2 separate regions of the Mus musculus genome follow, and region 2 is linked to region 1. The links are chromatin loops, found by intact Hi-C in ENCODE. Cell type or tissue: gastrocnemius. All regions are shown on one strand. Each heading gives the region's core, and the rest is flanking DNA. Links, peaks and the distances in the headings are about the cores only.

Evidence for each region. Peaks named below come from ENCODE experiments on the same cell type or tissue, not always from the same donor. Only the 100,000 strongest peaks of a DNase experiment are listed, where the experiment ranks them.
Region 2: a loop joins it to region 1, with 2.1 times the contacts of the local background. A loop is called at or near these places in 9 of 42 quality-filtered maps.

Annotation. Positions count from the first base shown.
Region 1 is chr15:39,654,539-39,664,045 of GRCm38, forward strand. All of the region lies in intron 22 of Rims2 (regulating synaptic membrane exocytosis 2), which reads left to right. Among named protein-coding and RNA genes, the nearest start is that of Dcstamp, 87 kb to the right of the region's middle. In gastrocnemius, for the core only: no CTCF peak of the experiment used is centred there; DNase peaks (open chromatin) are centred at 4,919 and 5,852; H3K4me3 peaks cover 1,128 bases.
Region 2 is chr15:39,812,358-39,821,864 of GRCm38, forward strand. The region is part of intron 7 of Dpys (dihydropyrimidinase); the gene reads right to left. Gm16291 (predicted gene 16291) reads left to right here. Exons shown (of 3, transcript NR_045788.1): 3 at 1-20. Among named protein-coding and RNA genes, the nearest start is that of Gm16291, 20 kb to the left of the region's middle. In gastrocnemius, for the core only: a CTCF peak has its summit at 4,916 (motif pointing left); DNase peaks (open chromatin) are centred at 4,897, 5,224, 6,187 and 6,589; H3K4me3 peaks cover 312 bases; H3K27ac peaks cover 334 bases.

The DNA.
Region 1 (9,507 bases), core at 527-8,526:
CATCCTCTGCTACATATGCAGCTAGAGCCATGAGTCTCACCATGTATTTTCTTTGGTTGGTGGTTTAGTCCCAGAGAGCTCTAGGGGAACTGTTTAGTTCATGTTGTTCCTCCTATAGGGCTACAAACCCCTTCAGCTCCTTGGGTCCTTTTTTAGCTCCTTCATTGGGGACCCCACACTCTGTCCAATGGATGGCTATGAGCATCCACTTCTGTATTTGTCAGACACTGGCAGAGCCTATCAGGAGACAGCTATATCAGTCTCCTGTCAGCAAGCTCTTGTCGGCATCCACAATAGTATCTGGTATTGGTAGTTGTTTATAGGATGGATCCCCAGGTGGGGTAGTCTCTGAATGGTCATTCCTTCAGTCTCTGCTCCACACTTTGTCTCTGTAACTCCTTCCATAAGTATTTTGTTCCCCGTTCTAAGAAGGATCAAAGTATCCACACTTTGGTCTTCCTTCTTCTTGAGTTTCATGTGTTTTACAAATTGTATCTTGGGTATTGGACCCTCTAGGCTAATATCCATTTATCAGTGAGTGTATATCTTGTGTGTTCTTTTGTGATTGGGTTACGTCATTCAGGATCATATCCTCCAGATCCATCCATTTGCATAAGAATTTCATAAATTCATTGTTTTTAATAGCTGAGTAGTACTCCAATGTGTAAATGTACCACATTTTCTGTATCCATTCCTCTGTTGAGGGATATCTGAGTTCTTTTCAGCTTCTGACTATTATAAATAAGGCTGCTATGAACATAGTGGAGCATGTGTCCTTATTACATGTTGGAGCATCTTCTAGGTATATGTCCAGGAGTGGTATTGCTGGATCCTCTGGTAGTACTATGTCCAATTTTCTGAGCAACTGCCAAACTGATAACAGAGTGGTAACATAACTATGTAGATAAAATAAGCAGTCTAACTTTTATTTATTTATTTTTATTTTTATTTTTTTATTTGTTTGTTTGTTTGTTTGTTTTTTGAGACAGGGTTTCTCTGTGTAGCTCTAGCTGTCCTGGAACTCACTGTATAGACCAAACTGGCCACGAACTCAGAAATCCACCTGCCTCTTCCTCCCAAGTACTGGGATTAAAGGCATGTGCCACCACTGCCCAGCAAGCAGTCTGACTTTAAGGTTGGCTTGTCAGCATTCATTCCGATACAGAAATTTACAGTATAATTATAATTGTAGTTTTACACGAGCACATGAACCATCTGTGGCATGGTATACATGGACTAACCTAGAGTCAGTCTGTGTGGCTAACAGACCTGCACTGCCAAAGTAAGGATGTATTCAACACTGTTGCATTTCTTTCAGCATACCTGCCAAGAAGATACTGTCAGGATCAATGAAATAATTGATGTAGTATAGTGATGTGTTTTTATAAACTATCTGTAAAATATTGGTTTGTATTCATCAAGTGGCATAGTATTATATGCAAGATATATATCTGTTTATCTTTCCTTCAGAAAGGTGATTTTCTTATTTTCTGGTAGAATTTTTGAGGACTTTTTAGAAGGCAATTAATTACATCTGTGATTCTTAATCTCTAATGTTTGGATGAATTAGAGAATTAAAAATGAAGTGGGATCCTGGGTTATAATATTCTAGACATATACTTCCTTCTGTGTAATGAAATATAGTGGCTCAACATATGAGAACTAAATTCAAAAAATATGTACACTGTGTAGCTTCACATAGTTGACTACATATGCATCTACTAACATTGTAGCTACACATAGTAGACTGCATATGCATGTTCTAACAATGTAGCTACACATGCTAGACTACATGTGCATGTACTATTTATACTACTCATTTCTGGACAATTTCCAGGTTTTACTAGTAGTTCTTTATATAGTTCTACATTAATTGAGGTGATGGTAGACATGTCTGAATAGAATAAGGAATAATGCTTTGACTTGTTAAAAATGTATCAACAATCCATATATGTTGGCATACTGCTATTTCCAGCACATAGGAGACTGGGCAGCATGGTTGTAAATTTGAGGTCAGTCTGGCCTATATAGTGAGTCCCATATCAAAAATAAAAGTGCAAATGGTGCTAAATATATATCTTTATGTGAAACTAGAAATATTTTGAAAACAATTGAACATAGGACTAATAAAATGGAACTGAAGCTTCCTCAATAATCACAGATTATTCTCTGCATTACCAGGTGAAAGTAGAATCATTTGGTCATCATTGTGGTCCATCTCTGTATGTGTCAATTCTCTTTGCCTTAAATTAGTCTCCCACCACGTAAAGTACCTTCCTGAGTCTTCTGTGCTCCTCTCTGCCAGAATTCCATCATCCATCTGCATCACTTACTATCTCAGTGAGAAAGTACCTGAAAGCCTTCCAGGGAGGCCTTGCTTTGCATTGTCCAGAGAGAAGTAACGCTCAGATGGAAATGGCTGCATCCAGACTCTAACAAACTATCCAAGCAATGACAAGGCAGAGCAACAGGGTCCTGGGGCTCTTCCCATGCAGTCTCTACCAGGAACTTGGGATGTACCTTTCTGACAGTTTTCATCCACCAGCATGTCCCAGGTGCTTTGATCAAAAGTTTCACATCCCATTTATTTCTTTGAGAATTCTCTGCTCAGCCCTCTCCCTGCTTACATTCCTCCTGCCAGGAAACTACAAGTGTCAGGGTTTCCCAAGAGTTTCTAAGCAGGAAACATTCACTTAAGAGAATCTAAATCATAGACTTCCCACTTTGTTCAAATATATTTGGATTCATATAGTAAAGATTTTTATTAGCCAGGCCCCATCCAGGCAAAATCCTGATAAAGATATCAGATGAGTGCTTTTCAGCCCCCATCCTTTCTGAGCGAGTGCAAGCACCTGCTGTACTCTTAAATCTAAATTTCCTCATATATAAGGTAGATATTTTATTTCATTTATGTTTTCCAAACTGTTTTAAAGGCAAAAAATATTATTTTACACTGTAACTCAATGTACAATACATACATACATACATACATACATACATACATACATACATACTTAGGAGACAGAACTGTAGGAGATGCATACAATATTCAAGTTGAACTCTGATTTGTTTTTTCATTTTTTAAAATGCTGATCAAGAGCTGAGATGACTTGGTAGTTAAGTTGTCTGTTTTTCTGACTTCCTGAGTTTGATTCCCAGCACTCACATCAGGTGGCTCACAACCACCTGTCACTAAAGTTCCGGGAGAATCTCACGTCTCTGGTTCCTGTCTCTGAAAGCACCAACACTCACTCACACACACACACACACACACACACACACACACACACACACACACTCACCATAAAAATTATAAAATAAGTAAAGTGTTGATCAATTGCTAGTCAGTTGTTTTCAAAACTCATGGCTGACATTTCAAAAAACATCAGATGACTTTAAATAAATCTGTTTTGTTTCTGTAAGTCTGTGATATTTTTCTTTATTCCTATAATGAAATTGTTATTTAATAGTAAGAAGCTTCTATTCTGTCAATAACAGTGAGCTATTTGTAGATTTTTATGGTTTTGATAGTGGGAAAGTGAATACTGAAAAGGAACCAGACTGGAGCTGTGTGAATGTTAATGCGAAAGGTAGAGTCTCTCTGAAAAACAGGAAACTTCATCTACGAAGCAATACCATACCTTTTGTGACAATGGTCGGGTTTTGTGTGGAAAGCTTTGGAAGTTTTAGAAAGATGTGAGAGAATTGTTCTCTGTATGCGTTTCTCATTCTTTCTAAACTGTCCCATGCAGTACTTAGCACACACTGTATGATCCGTCCCTTCTCTCTTGCTCCAGGCTTGGCTTCTCAGCTATCCCATGATCAGTGTCAGACATCACCTTCAGGGCCTTCTTTCTACTTGCAAACCTCTTTCTTAACACACATCAGCTAGGCAAGGAGACCTCTGACCCTTCCTAAGTTGTCTCGAATCTGTGCCCCTTGCCTCTATTTGCATTAGTTTTCTCCTAACAGTGTGCTGTCTAGTGTTTTACTGCTGCCCCCTAACATCTCCCCTCTGGCAATGGGAGAGAAACACACACACACACACACACACACACACAGGTCAGTCGGGACTTTTATCTGATCAGATCACTGTTGTCTTATAAGCATCTACAGATGCCTGGTATTCATTAGGATCTTAGTTAAAGATCTGAACTTGAATATTTGAATCTCTCACTATTTCAAATAAACACACATACGTGTGTGTGTGTGTGTGTGTGTGTGTGTGTGTGTGTGTGTGTGTGTTAACTTAGGACACTCCCATGACTCCTAGTAAAATGATATCAAATTTGCTTTGTGTTCAGAGACAGATTTCTAACTTGCATAATCGGTGTGATAACTTTGCTTATCGGCTGTTGTTTTTAATATGTCTGTGTTGCTTCCAAATTTATGTTAGGATGTAACCTTTTACTGTAATGTTACACTTGATAGGGTTATTCTTAGCAACAATGAGCAGGTGATTGCTTTATATAAAGAAAGAAGGAATTAATTTCCTGCCATGCATGCTAACTTTATGGACCTCATTGTGTATTTTCCCTTGCTGGTGCTTCAGTTGTGTCTTTTTAAAGAGATCTTCTTTTGACTGTTTACCATTACTTTAAAACAAAGTTCAAAAGAAAGGGTTAATGTAAGCTTTCATAAGACCTGGTCAAAATCTGGTTATAACTTGAAGACTGTATCTCTTGCCTACATCTGAGGAGTGTGAACAGCTGAAGAGAAACTACTAAGGGAAAGTTTTACTAGAATTTTGCCCACATATTACCACTCTGAGAGGCCTAACTCCTTCCACCCAATTAGTCACATTCTCAGGCTCTGTACATGCCAGTGAGAGGGGGAGGGGGAGAGAGCAGCAGCAGCTACAAGCGAGACCCCAGGCCAGAACCCGAGTTGCGCCTTGGCACCAGAACTACGGTGCCGCCCCCTCCAGCCTCTGATTGGCGGCGAGCTCAGCATCAGCAGCATCTCCCAGCGAGGGAGGGCACCCGGGCTAGCAGCTCCAGCCTCCGGGATCCTCTTCTCCCCTGGGTGACACTTCGGACTTCCACCGTGAACAGCCGCTTCTCTTGACAGCTTTCCTCCTGACCCCTCCCCAGCAAAGCCAAGGTGCCAGCCACAGCCCGGGAGGCAGGGACGGGAACCCTAGGGTTCCGCGGAACCAGCCCGTCCCGGACCGCAGCGGTTTCCGCTAACCAGCCGCCAAAACGCCTCGTATCTTGTACCGCGGGAAAAGCGGGTCCTCCACCAAGATGGGCCGGCAGGGCCTAGGGGGCACGGGTGCTGCAGGGCGCTCCATGCAGCGCTCTCAGAGCCGGAGCAGCCTCTCTGCCTCTTTTGAGGCTCTAGCTGGCTATTTTCCTTGTATGAACTCCCTGGAAGAAGATGAAGGAGGTGAGGACCCTGTTCGTTCCCACCCTTCTTGGACTGTGTCTGTTATAGATCACTTGGGTTCCGTGGTGGTGGGAGGGTTGGCCTCAAGTGAGAACTCCAAATAGCCCCCGCTGCTCGACCTGTGCCTGGGAAACCCGTAGAGTACCTGCCGAGAATCACTGTTTGTGGGTTGTTCACGGAGCTCCACAGGCTCTCCTGGGAAATAGTTGTTCTAGTGAGTGTTAATTATGGAGCACTTGGGAGCTGAATGAGCATGTAGACTGGGTGGGAGTCAAGCCGAGCCTCCTATGTGTCCTCCTCCCGTTTTTCTTTTGTTTACGTCCTAAGTCTGCAGTCTTGGTGTCAGCATATAGTCTGAAGGACAGAAATGCTGGGAAACTGGGGAGGACCGCTGCAGTAAAACTTTATGTGTCCCAGCCTGTGACAGCCAAGATCTGGATGCGGAGTTTAGGGAGGCTGTGTGCTGGACAGGTCCAAGGCGGACACTAAAGGCGCATTTGCACTGTGTTACTCGGAGTTTGTTCCCCAGCTGCGGAGTGCGATTCTGGTTGTCTGTGCTGTTCAGTGGTGCCTGTGTAACTGGCTCTGTTAAACTTTTCACTGAGAGATTTGCAGGCCTTCATAAAGTTTTTAATAACAGATCCTGTTTTTCCTTGATGAAAAACTCTTATAAGATTTTGCAGCCAACACTGAAAATTTGTCAATTAATGAAAATAATGTAGAAATAGTGTTCTTTGCAAACTGTGTCCTTCCTTAGGCCTATACCTAACACTATTGTATACAATTAATTAAGATTGCTTTTCTTTTATTCTGTGACAATGATTTCTCACTAGAAATTTGCCCTAACCCTAGTTTATTAGAAATTAATTACCTGCTTTAAGAACAGGTGAAAATAAAAACTTTACATATTTGCTCTGGAGGAGGGACAAAGTAGCCACAGGACAATTCAGTTTTCAGACTGAATCACTGTAGCTACCCCAAGTTTCTTCTGGCTCATTGTTGCAATATTAATTTCATATAAATAAGACTCATAAATAGAGATATAACAATAAGATAACTCACTATTTAGACATAACTTTTGATTTTCATATTTTGTTTTTCTGTTTTATACATTTACTTTTGCCTATTTTCCTACAAAAATTTATTAAAAATTCTAGGGAATGTCTAAAAGTCAAACAGTTAAAAGTGGTCAAAGTGAGTAACTGGACAGCCATAACTGTAGCTGGGTTTAGAATTCCTTACTCGCAGGCACTGCTGAGGTCCTACAGTGTTTAGCCTTGAGGACCCATAGCTTTTATTAGCCCTGTTTCACAAACAAAGATACTGAGGCATAAAGACATTCAAAAACTTTCTCAGCCAGCTGTCACTGTAGTCAGCACTCTAGAGTCTGGAGTCACAAACACTGCCATCTACTCAGGGTTTACTCTACTAACCTAGTAAGTATGGAAGCTACAATTCAAAGTTAGGTGTGCCTGAAAATACATGTAGTTAAATAAAACATAGACTGTTGCAGGTTTACTTCTAAGCATATTTAGTACCAAGTCCTCAAACTTGAGTTTACTTCATATAAGCTATCATCATTCGTAAGTGATTGTTAGAATTTAGGGGTTTACAAAATACCACCCTAAAAGCATTTTTGAGATAGTAAGACAAGCTTCAACAAAATGTGAAGATTTTTCAAAATTGAAAGTACACTCACTTATCTGTGCCTCATACTGGCAAATCTAAAAAGGAAGTTTCTACATATACACATGAGTAACTGGAACAGATTTCTATGTCATAATCTTGCTTCTTGAGTTGCTAATACAAAATGTTCCACAAGGAAGGTAGCATTTTTAAATGCCCCCTATATGCCTCTACTTTGTAACAAGGAAGCTCTCCACAGATGAATTCTTCCCTGGTCTGTCATCAACTTGCAGCCAAGAGAAATGGGCCTAAGCTTCCCTCTTTGGTTTCCTGGCTCTTCTTTTACCCTATCAGCATCTCCCACAGGTCTGTGAGGCTCAGAACCCCTGTCCAGAGCAGGGTTTCTCGGCAATGTCTGTTCTTTTAAGCCTCCCGTGCAGACCACATGAAGTTCGTGTAGGCAACATGCTTGGAAGCATTATTATAGTCATAACTGTGAAACCTGTTCTCCCTCACAAGAAAGGGAAATCATTATTCAATGGAAATGGTAGTCTGCTAATCTCTGATGGACCAAATTATCTGATAGCTGTCACAGCTAGCATTTTCCTTCCTCGTTAGGATTAAAGAAGGGTCCCTGAGAGAGTGTGTAAATGCTGACTGGGTATCAGTAACACGAGTTTCTAATCATCTCATACAAGAGCATCCTGCACATATATGAAAATTGTTTGTCCAGACTCCTCCCCTAGTAAAGAATAGAGTTTAGATCTAAATCCATAATGTGGGCCAGAGTTTATACTGCTGTGTAAAGTGTTTTAAGTGCTATTTCATAACAGTTGTATTATAGCTCCTTGTAGGAATCTATGGTCTTGAAAACCAAGCACAATAATAATAGTTGCCATTAATTGAGCAGCCTCTATGTATTCCTTTCTTTTATTTCATAGAAATTCTTCAAGGGGATTATTTTTGTTGTTTTACTCTAGTGAAAATATAGAAGTTAAACACATTGCTTACAGGTAACAAAACTCAAGTGTTACTGACTCGAGTCTGTGTTGACGGGATGTTTCTGTAAACAACGTAAGTTAATTCCCTATATAGTCTTGTCTTTGTCTTATCTTTTCTGCATACTTTGTGAGTTTGTTTTTTCCATCCTTTCCCTTGGATATATTCAAGAAAGATGTTCTCCACATCTACGGAGTTATTTTAAATAAAAGTGATAGCACTACTACTTTTCCTGTTATTTAACAATTTATAAATTGCATTCACTTATTTAGCATTGATCTGTATTTGAACACGTTATATTTTCATTGTGTAATATATTTGGTTCTAACACTGACTCTTTCTGATACAGACCATTAGTATATATAGGATATTTGAATATTTCAGGCACTTACAAGAATGTAGAGACTATTTTAAGACAATGTTTCCATTTGTAATTATAGAAGCAACTCTTCAACTTTCCACCCATTGGTTCCAAGAAAAAAAAAATGTTGTGTGGCAAAGTTGCTAGTGATTGAGGGTCTCCCAAAGGCCGTCTACATGTCCCATGTGGTGGTAAGCTCATGGACCTTGTTTAGTTATACATAAACTATGTGAAAAAGTTTACTTCCCCAATAGTTTACACCCAGCCACATCTGATTGAAATATAATTTGGCAACCATACACAAGAGATCCTGTCAATTTAACAAAAAAATAACTAAGTAAATTAGCATTTAATTCCTTCTACATGCCAGCCAGTTGAAAATTAAATTGTAAGAAAGTCTTTAAGAGGCTGGAGTGATGACTCAGTGGTTAAGAGCACTGATTGCTCTTCCAGAGGTCATGAGTTCAATTCCCAGCAACCACATAGTAGCTCACAACCATCTGTAATAGGATCAAATACCCTCTTCTGGTATGTCTGAAGACAACTACTGTGTACTCAAATACATAAAATCTTAAAATAAACAAACAAAAAATCAGCAAAGAAATGAAAGTAGCTTAAAAACTCTAAAAATCTGAGGGAAAATGATCTGCATATGATAGTGAGGCTGTGAAGGATTGTTGATGTAAAAGGATCTATTTAGATAGTCATAATGGTGCAAGCCTGAAGTCTCCAATACTAGGAAGTCAGAGGCAAGGTGTTTACACATTTGAGGCCACCATGAGCCATAATAGAACCCATCTCAGCAACAAAAGACTAATATAAACACACACATACATCTTTAAAAGACCACTCATTTAGTAGGATGATGTTAATCTTGGTGTGGAGTTACTGGTACACTTAGGTCTTAGAAACCATGCTTTCTTGATTAACAGATAGGCCTTCACCTTGCCTCAGTTGAAATAAGATGTTCTCCCTGTATGTTAGCATAGCAGTACTATGTGCAGAAAATGGGTACATCTACTACTACTGAATAACTGAATAGTTGTGCTGCTGTTTTCAATCTGAATGCTAGTAAATCTAACTCTCCCTACCCAGGATGTCTCAATGTACAGTCATGGTATTAGTGCATCTTC
Region 2 (9,507 bases), core at 325-8,324, 160 kb after region 1:
ATAAATTCTCTCACCCCTGTTTCCATCTTGCATTCTGGTCACGGAGATTTAAAAAGCTAACTAATATGCTATGCCTTGGTGTTTCTTATTGAACCATCACAGTTACTCTTAACCTCATTGTTCCAGTTTTGAATGAAGAGAAATTTAGAAAACTTTAAAAAGAAACAAAACAGGGTTTGAGGCAAAAACCAGAAGGTTCAACCTCTTTGCCGATCCTGCTTTTACAATTGGGTAGAAAAATTGGGGTTAGGCCTCATGACTTTGCCCTTCTGCTTAGTGTGTCGACCATTGGAAGGGCCAGTCTATTGGCCTACATGATGGAATGAGTGAGCAAAGGACACATGACAATAGAGGAGAAGGAAATGTCTGTGTTCAGACAGCACTGGGCTTTCAAGGACTAAATAAGCAAAGATGGGTGAGGCCTTCTGCCTCTAGGGCCAACTGTGCTACAGTCTGTAAAGTTTATTTAGTTCTTTGAGTCTAAACCAGAATTTCTCAAACCTCAGTGTGTCTCTGAACCCCTGTAGGTCATGTTAAAATATGACTGTTTCACGAAGAAGCTGGTGTGGGATAGGGCTTGAGAATTCACACTTGGAATAAATCCCCAGTGATGGCATGGTTAGTCAAGGGACCTCTCCTCTGTAAAATAAATAAATAAATAAACAAACAAACAAACAAACAGGAAAAAATGAACATAGCAAACAAAAATCTTAAATTGTAAATTTTGGTGTCTCGTTCAAGCCATTGGGAAAACAAGCAAGCAAACAAACAAAAGGCCTTTCCCTAAAATACTTAATCTCCAACTCTCACTGCCATGTGACCATTTCTTAGAGGGAGTGGTCTGTGTTTGCTGGGCTTTCTCCAAAGCCTCTTGTAGGCAGCCATGACTCATCCTGCACACTGCAAGTATAAGGTCCCTAGGATTCCCATTAAGTACTGCCATCAAATTTCCCTCAGTCCCGTTGAACTCCTTTTTGTTTCCTCTGTAACCTAGAACCTGTGTTGTCAGGGTGACTAGCTAGAACTAAGAGTGGAATAAGCCACCATAATGCACAGGCCGGTGATGACTCTCTAGCCATTGACTGTAGAACGTGGCTTTTATCAGGGCAGCCTTAGAGATGACAACAGAAACGCCTGGTATTCATTTCTTCTTCTTTTTTTTTAACTGAAAGGGAAAAACTATAAAATGTAGACCTTGAGATGGGTCCAAGAGCTGGTAAACAATGTTCAGAGGGGAGAACATACACACACACACACACACACACACACACACACTCCTAAAAGCACATATTTACTTTTAGTAGTCCAAGGCTACTAAAACCTGGTTCATTCACTCAGCAAATAATTATTGATTATTTTCCTGGAACTGTCCTGGCGACGAGGCCAAAAGGAAGCCCTGAAAACACCAGTGTGCACTGGGTGGGAAGGAAACGAGACAGTAGCTTAGCTGAGCTTGTGCCTCTTACACAGCCTCTCTTGGACCTTATGCTTTGGCCTGGTTTTAATGCTGAACACAAACCCTGCTTGCTCTGGCAAAGAGAACCTCTCAGGATTGGCTGGTCCCTGAAAGTCACCTCTGACCTGCTTCGCTTTCATCTCGTGGAGAACAGTTCAGCCGTTGCTAAGGAGGTCCTCAGAACAGTTCAGCCGTTGCTAAGGAGGTCCTCAGAAATCATTTCTAGTTCCCTTGAAAGGTTCAGTTGCATAAGAACATGTTTAAATAAATAACATGCACTACATGGTGGTTAATATTTTACCCCTGTGTGTTATCAAAGAGCTAGACTTTCTCTTCATGAACCGTCCAAACTTAATAAGCAACTGTCTGACAAAGGCCATAAAATAATCTTAGGTGGTTTGTTTGAGTAGTTTCTCTCCAAATCATTTTTAAGGGATATCAACTCTTGGGAGCACCCGATTCCACCAGGCTGTCGTAGCCAGAAAGAAGCCTGAGAGTGTCTCAGTTTCCGTCTTTCTTGGTAAAAACTGGGCGTGTCTATGAGACAGGAGATGCCTTAAGTGAAGTATCACTTTCTTACACTCATCCAGTTCTTGCCTGAATGAAGCCATTATGCAATGAGCTCTGATTGACAGCTATGGCTAGCCACGGCTCCCACCCATTCCACACACTGGCCCCTGCTGGTGCGTGGGCACTGCTGTGTACCAAGTACTGTGAGCATTACGTATACGCTGAGGATTTGTGTACAGCGTCCTTATGACAGCAATGTTGCAAAACAAAAAAATAATGCTGTTCCTTTTAACCAAGTAGCACTCTCAAAGCCACAACCAGCTCAGAAAAGACAAAGTTGTTAGCTTCAAACCTTTTCAAAGAAAAGTTTTAATAAAAAGGTTTCTTCTCCCACCAGGGTATTACTACCCCAATGCCTGAATAACAGGCTGGATTTCGTGTGGATTAATAACAATAAAAAAATAACGCTCATACCTCAACATCTCTATAATTATCATCCACCAAGAAATTGTCCTGGGAGCATACACATCTGTAGTAAGAACTGTGTGGAGGATGCTCCTCCAACTGTGCAGACCCACCTGTGGGTCCCAACACCATGCTGCATCATGACAACGCAGCAAGGACATCATGGTGTAACCATCGTTTCTACGTAGGCACCTGCACAAGCCCTGAGTGCACATTGCTCTTCTCTACCACATGAACTGGGACAACTGAGCTTTGGGGCCTGGGAGAACAGTTCTTTACAGAGTCTGTCAGCACTGGTGTGAAAAGCTAATCTTTATGCTGACCAGCTTTTCAAAACAATCACAGACTGTGTGTGTGTGTGTGTGTGTGTGTGTGTGTGTGTGTGTGTGTAGTGTGTATGCTTGTGTGAGTACTTGTGTGTGTGTGTGTGTGTGTGCTTATGTGTATGGTGTGTGTGTGTGTGTGTGCTTGTGTGTGTGGTGTGTGTGTGGTGTGTAAATGCTTGTGTGTATGCTTGTGTGTGTGCTTGAGTGTGTGGAGTGTGTATGCTTGTGTGTGTGCTGTGTGCGTGGTGTGTATGTGGTGTGTGTGTGTGGTATGTGTGCTTGTGTGTGTGGTGTGTTGTGGTGTGTGTATGCTTATGTGTGTGCTTGTGTGTGGTGTGTGTGTGTGCTTCTCTCTGTGTGTGTACGCTTATGTGTGTGGTATATGTGTGGTGTGTGTGTGTGTGTGTGGTGTGTGTATGCTTGTGTGTGTGCTTGTGTGTGTGCTTGTCTGTGTTTGGTGTGTGTGTGCTTGTGTGTGTGGTGTGTGTATGCTTGTGTGTGTGGTGTGTGTATGCTTGTGTGTGTGCTTGTGTGTGTACTTAGGTGTGCTTATGTATGTGCTTGTGCATGTGTGTGTGGTGTGTGTGCACTCTCATGTGTATGCATATACTTCTTTGGAGGAAGAAGACAAGAATTACAGTTCAGAAATTAGATAGCACACAATGAGTTATCTAGTTTTCTCCAAGGAAAATGCCAAGCGGTCTCTTTGAAGCTCTCCCTGATGATATGACCCTATGTACACACCCTAAGCTTCACTGTTTGGTTCATGATGCTTTTTACTCCCTATTGCTCCATGTCCCTTAGAGAACCATCCCTCTCCTGCTCAATTTCATACAAAGGTTCCTAGGCAGAACCCAGGGGCACATTCATAATCTTCAAGTCATTACTCTTCACTGAATACAAAGTTAAATTCGTTTATCTCTATCTACACTGAGAAAAGGACGGAAATTAAGCAGGAGAGGCAGCACAATGCCTTCCAGAATGGTGAATGCAAGGTCAAAGCTTGCTGTAATTGAGTTTAAAAAAAATAATAAACCCCAAATAACTGGAAACAAAAATATGCCTCCTCTGCAGAATACAGAGCGGCTAGAAGTCTTCATCAAATGTTTCAATGCACACAGTAGTCAGCTGTGCTGGTATGCTTGAGATGCTGTGAGATGCCCTGTAGCTCATAAATACAGAAAAGGGACAGTTTCCATAGTAACTAAGTGCTCTTTAATGAATACCAAAGAACCAGAGCTCAAAGGAGAGCCTTAAATTGCCAGACCACGAGTTGCTGCTGCTCCTGCAGACCTGCAGGCAGCTCACATTCCCCTTTCTCTGATCAGAGTTTTAACAGGTTGGCCATTTTGACTGATCTCTGTTTCAACCATATGACACCTTAAAATTCTGTTTCAATATCACATGAAACCCACACTCTTGATTTCTTCTCTATAAGCTAAGTACCAGAATATTCTACCCCAAAAAAGGCCAAACAACTAGATAAAGGGCTATGTCCTTAACTCTAAAGCTTTGACCGGAGCAGTGAAGCACAGGGCACACACTTCTGTCACAAGAGATAGACACAGGCTCAATGAGCTGTCAAACTGAATACAGGGGACTCTTCATTTCCAAAGCAGAAAAAAAAAAGTTGATAATGTTCTCTTTGCACTAAATGCAGCCTTTTTTTTTTTTTAAATGTGCAATGACACAGAGGAGGTATTGCAGTTGGTTTTGCAGGGACTTTTTCTTTACAGGCTTGTTATGTCTAAGGTCATCTTTCATCAGGATTTCCTACCTTTCCCCTCATACGCCCACTCCCAGTCCTCTCTCGAGATCCATCAGCACACTGATGTCAGTGCCTCACTCTTGGAACCATGCAGCTTCTATAGATTTACAAAACAAGCAGCAGAAGGAGAAAAGTGTGGATGCCCGGCTTTTCTTTCTCCTGACCTCCTTTGGTGACATTAATGAAACCCGGTTTTAGGGCAGCAGGCTATGTGGCAAGCACACTGTTTTCTACGTGCCGTTAATAACCAACAGGAATAACAAACACACAGAAACATCTAGGTACCATGTAGCCCCCAGAGCGTTAGCAATCGCTTCCTCTCTCAGGAGGCTGCCTCCTTACATAACCAGCAGATCGGGCAGCCCAGTGCGGGTTGTGGGCGCCCCCTTCAGGATATGGGATTCAATGCACATTGCCGTCTTCTGTCATTTATGCTAAAAGCATTTGAGGAATTTTGCAGTAAAACATCTAGTGTCTAATTATATGTTAAAACAGAAATCATATATAACACTGGACTGTAACTAATGTTAAAATCACCATCGTAGGATAAATCCATTTCTTCCCTTGATTAAATAATTCTTTTCCACAAGGCTAACTTTGTGAACATTCAGCTCAGTCTATGACAGACACAATTCACATTGGAGGCCATCTGGCTGCCTTCTCTTCTTTCTTCAGGCAGCCTGGACGCCTGCTCCTCCCCCGTGCTTGAGTTTACTCTGCCTCAGCTTCAGTTCGACTCTCGGGTACGGATCCTCTGCCCACTCTCATCCCACGTGACGTGACAGTACACCTCCCTCTGGCCTCATGCAGGACCGCTCTGCTCTGAACCTCTCAAACAGTATTTTTGTTTGTTTGTTTTTTGTTTTTCGAGCCAGGGTTTCTCTGTATAGCCCTGGCTGTCCTGGAACTCACTTTGTAGACCAGGCTGTCCTCGAACTCAGAAATCCTCCTGCCTCTGTCTTCCGAGTGCTGGGATTAAAGTCGTGTGCCACCACGCCCGGCTTCATTTTTTTAAAATTTTTTATTAGGTATTTTCTTCATTTACATTTCAAATGCTATCCCAAAAGTCCCCTATACCCCTCCCCCCCCCACCCTGCTCCCCTACCCACTCACTTCCACTTCTTGGCCCTGGCGTTCCCCTGTGCTGGGGCATATAAAGTTTGCAAGACCAAGGGGCCTCTCCTCCCAATGATGGCCAACTAGGCCATCTTCTTCTACATATGCAACTAGAGACACAACAATGAGAGGTACTGGTTAGTTCACATTGTTGTTCCTCCTATAGGGTTGCAGACCCCTTCAGCTCCTTGGGTACTTTCTCTAGCTCCTCCATTGGGGGTCCTGTGTTCCATCCAATAGATGACTGTGAGCATCCACTTCTGTATTTGCCAGGCACTGGCATAGCCTCACAGGAGACAGCTATATCAGGGTCCTGTCAGCAAAATCTTGCTGGCATATGCAATAGTGTCTGGGTTTGGTGGCTGTCAAACGGTATTTTTAACACATCCCTTCTGAGAGTAAACTATCTCATCTTATATTCCCTCTCCTCTTCCTGGACCAAAGGAAGGACCAGTATAGCCTGGACTCTCAGAACCTGTCTCCAAGGCGAAACAGCCCAGAGTGCGTTTGAGAGCACAACAGGAGAGCAGTTCTCTTCACGCTCCAGCTACTTCTGCTTGAGAAACAGCTCTCAGCCTCAGAAGTCAAAGTCTGCTTCAAGAGAACGAAAGGAGTCCAGCAGGGCATCCTCTCTCACGCTTGGAAAAATCTCATTTTTACGGATACATCTCTGCATCCTGTTACTATTGAAGGATCCTGTACAATAATTAAGAGCAAACTTTATATGCCCCAGTACAGGGGAACGCCAGGGCCAAAAAGGGGGAGGGGGGGTAGGGGGTTGGGGGGTGGGTATGGGGGACCTTTGGAATAACATTGAAAATGTAAACGAGGAAAATACCTAATTAAAAAAAAAGAATTAAAAAAAAAGAGCAGAGTGAGGGGATGCCCCCCTTGACTTCCTCCGAAGCACAGCTGTCACTGAAGGCAATCTTCCCAGTGTCTCCCAGCCACTGCCAAATCCCTCCTGCCTCCTGAGCCATGTGGAAGGCCGCTCTCTTCCACTTTGCCCAACCACATTCTCCGACATGCTACTGGGCTGAGCTTGACCAAGCTCAAGTTCCAAAGTACCTTTTCAAACATAAGCCTAGGGCATAGCACCTCACTTCTTAAGTTTGCCTTGTATGCAGCAACTTCCTCTCCAAGCGTGCCATACAGAAGGGGCAGATGCTGGCGCATAGCTATGCCTGGCAAAGACTGCACCAGCCAGGTACCCAGCACAGCATCAACTGTGTGGCACCACATCTGCCACATTCACTCTTCATGACTAATGCAAAGTGAGGCTTTTGTATTATTTGTTTCCGAAACCTGTGGCTAGGAAGGAGAAAAAAACGTCAGAAAGAAAAGCACAATGACGACATTCTCCAAAAGACTTGAATATGATTCCTTAACACTGGCAAAGAGATTAAAAGCAAAGGCAGAGAAATTGTCCCACCTCAGGCAGCCTCAGGACACATGTTGATGAAATCTACTACGGGATCCTGGAACAGAAATGAATGCTGGGTAAGAGCTAAGCAAACCTGAATGAAGGATGGGCTCTAGCTACTGATATAGCAATAGTAGTTCATCGACTCTGACAGTAGTGGCACTCTATCAGTTGACAATAGTGGGATAAGGCTGTGGGGACCAAGGGGGTTTTCTCTGCCATCATCGGAACCCTTATTCCTTTTTAAAAATGCACCTCAACATTATCAGAAAGTAAAGGAAGACTATGCCACGGCACTGTGAGCCGGTGTGCAGAACTCACTAGGATTCAGTGTGCAGGGTAGGAAGAGGTAGGAGGTGATGATGGAGAGCAATTCTCCATCTCTAAGGACAGTAGAGAGCTGAGGATGGTGTGTGCAGCCAGGCTAAAAATATTGTAGTGCATCAGAAATGTCCCAGCTAGGTCATCTGCATACATTTTGACTGGGAATAGAGAGTCCAACTGAGTACCTTTCTCATAATAAGCAGGCCAAGAATAGAGAACGCGGGTGTTGGCATCAACCTAGATACTCCTGCTTCTCCTTTTGTATGTGAACTATGCAAACCATTCTTTCTCGTTGTTTAAATGATCATCCAATCCCTTATTCCATGAAGCCTCCTCTCCAACAATCCCCTCTCTTTTTTCTCCATAGTCTACAAATTTTGCATGTTAGTGCAAAATTCGTATGGTGTATGAGAGAAAAAATTCACACAGAATTTAAAATGTCAAATAAAAGTTCCAAAGAGGACTGGGCCTGGTCATTAGCTTGATAATATTTTTTCTGCCTTCAATGGGATAACAAAAGCAGAGAACGTGGAAAGATCTGTGGGTTTCTGAGAGGCTGTGGGAGTCAGCACAGCAGAATCCCTGTGTATTTGCCTGCCTGCTCAACACAGGGGAAGGAACTGAGCATAACCAAGTGCAAATACTCAGCAAAGCCCAACAGCAGCCAAACTAGAAGGATAAGGTCATCATAGCAATGCATCTTAACCGCCCCCTTCCAAACCATGTTTCCTAGCAAGCTCTTTTCAAACTCACTATGTATCCAAAGACAGTCGTGAATTTCTGATTCTCCTGCCTCTAACTCCCAAATTCTGAAATTACAGGTATGGGACATTGCATCTAGTATATGCAGCAACGTTGTATCTAGTGTATGCAGCAACACTGTATCTAGTGTATGCAGCAACATTGCATCTAGTGTATGTAGCAACATTGCATCTAGTGTATGCAGCAACATTGCATCTAGTGTATGCAGTGCTGTGGTTTGACCATGGGGCTTCCTCCATAAAGCAAAGGCTATCAACAGGATTAGTTTAGCTTATAAAATATGTCCACATAAGTTGCTTCATGGTAATCTTCCAACCTGTGTTGCTTTCCATTGCTTCGGGCACTGGGATAGTCATGATAAGCAGAACTGGATTGAAAGCAGGGGAGTGATCAGGAAGACTTGGTAGTGCTAGCACATATGTGTCATAGTAATGAAGACTTAGCTCTCACAAGGCTGAATACATATATTCACCAAAAACAACTTCAAATATTTAACTTTTTTAGTCATTATTATATAAAGAATGGTTGTTATGTAAAAGATAGGTGAAGAACAAATAAAAGAGATGAACAACTGAATAAATGCCTAACATTATGAATAAGATGCCTATGGAGAACAGAAGCATGAGTTTGACCTTAAGTCAGTTATTCTTGGACTAAACTGGAGGAAACTTAAGTAATATATAGACCATTTAAAAAAAAATAACTACACATCTGGACCATTATGCACCATTCTGAAGCAAGTGACGAGGACAGGAGGGACAAAACAATGTTACAGAGATTAGTAACTGGAGCTTGTGAGAAAGTGATCTAAATTTGTATAGCCTCGGGCATGACTCAGGGAGACATAATCACAACCTATAAATACCCTCCAAGCAGCAGAGGGTGGGGAAAGAAGTGAGTGAATTATTCACAGCCTTGCATTCCGGTCATTTCTCTTTGTCCAGTTGTCTGAGAAAGACAACGCTTTGTACCTGAGCTGGTGTGATTCCCAGAACTCAAACCAGCCAAGGACTCTCACCGTGGGTCCTGCTGAGACACCCAGGTGGAAGGTTAAAAAGCAGAGCCCAGCAACTCAAATCCACTCAATAGCGTTTTTTTAGAGGTGCCTCCTCTCATAATGCTCTGTGTGGGCATACTCTTCCTTCCTTTCTTCCTTCCACCCATCTTTCCTTCTGTCTTTCATTTCTTCTCTTCTTCCTTCCTTGCTCCCTCCCCCTTACAGGTCTCTTACATATATCATATTTGCATATATTGTATTTTGTGTGTGCAAATGTGTATGTCTCTGTATCTGTATATGTTTCTTGTGGGTTTTTTTGGTTTTTTGTTTGTTTGTTTGGTTGGTTGGTTTTTTTTTTTT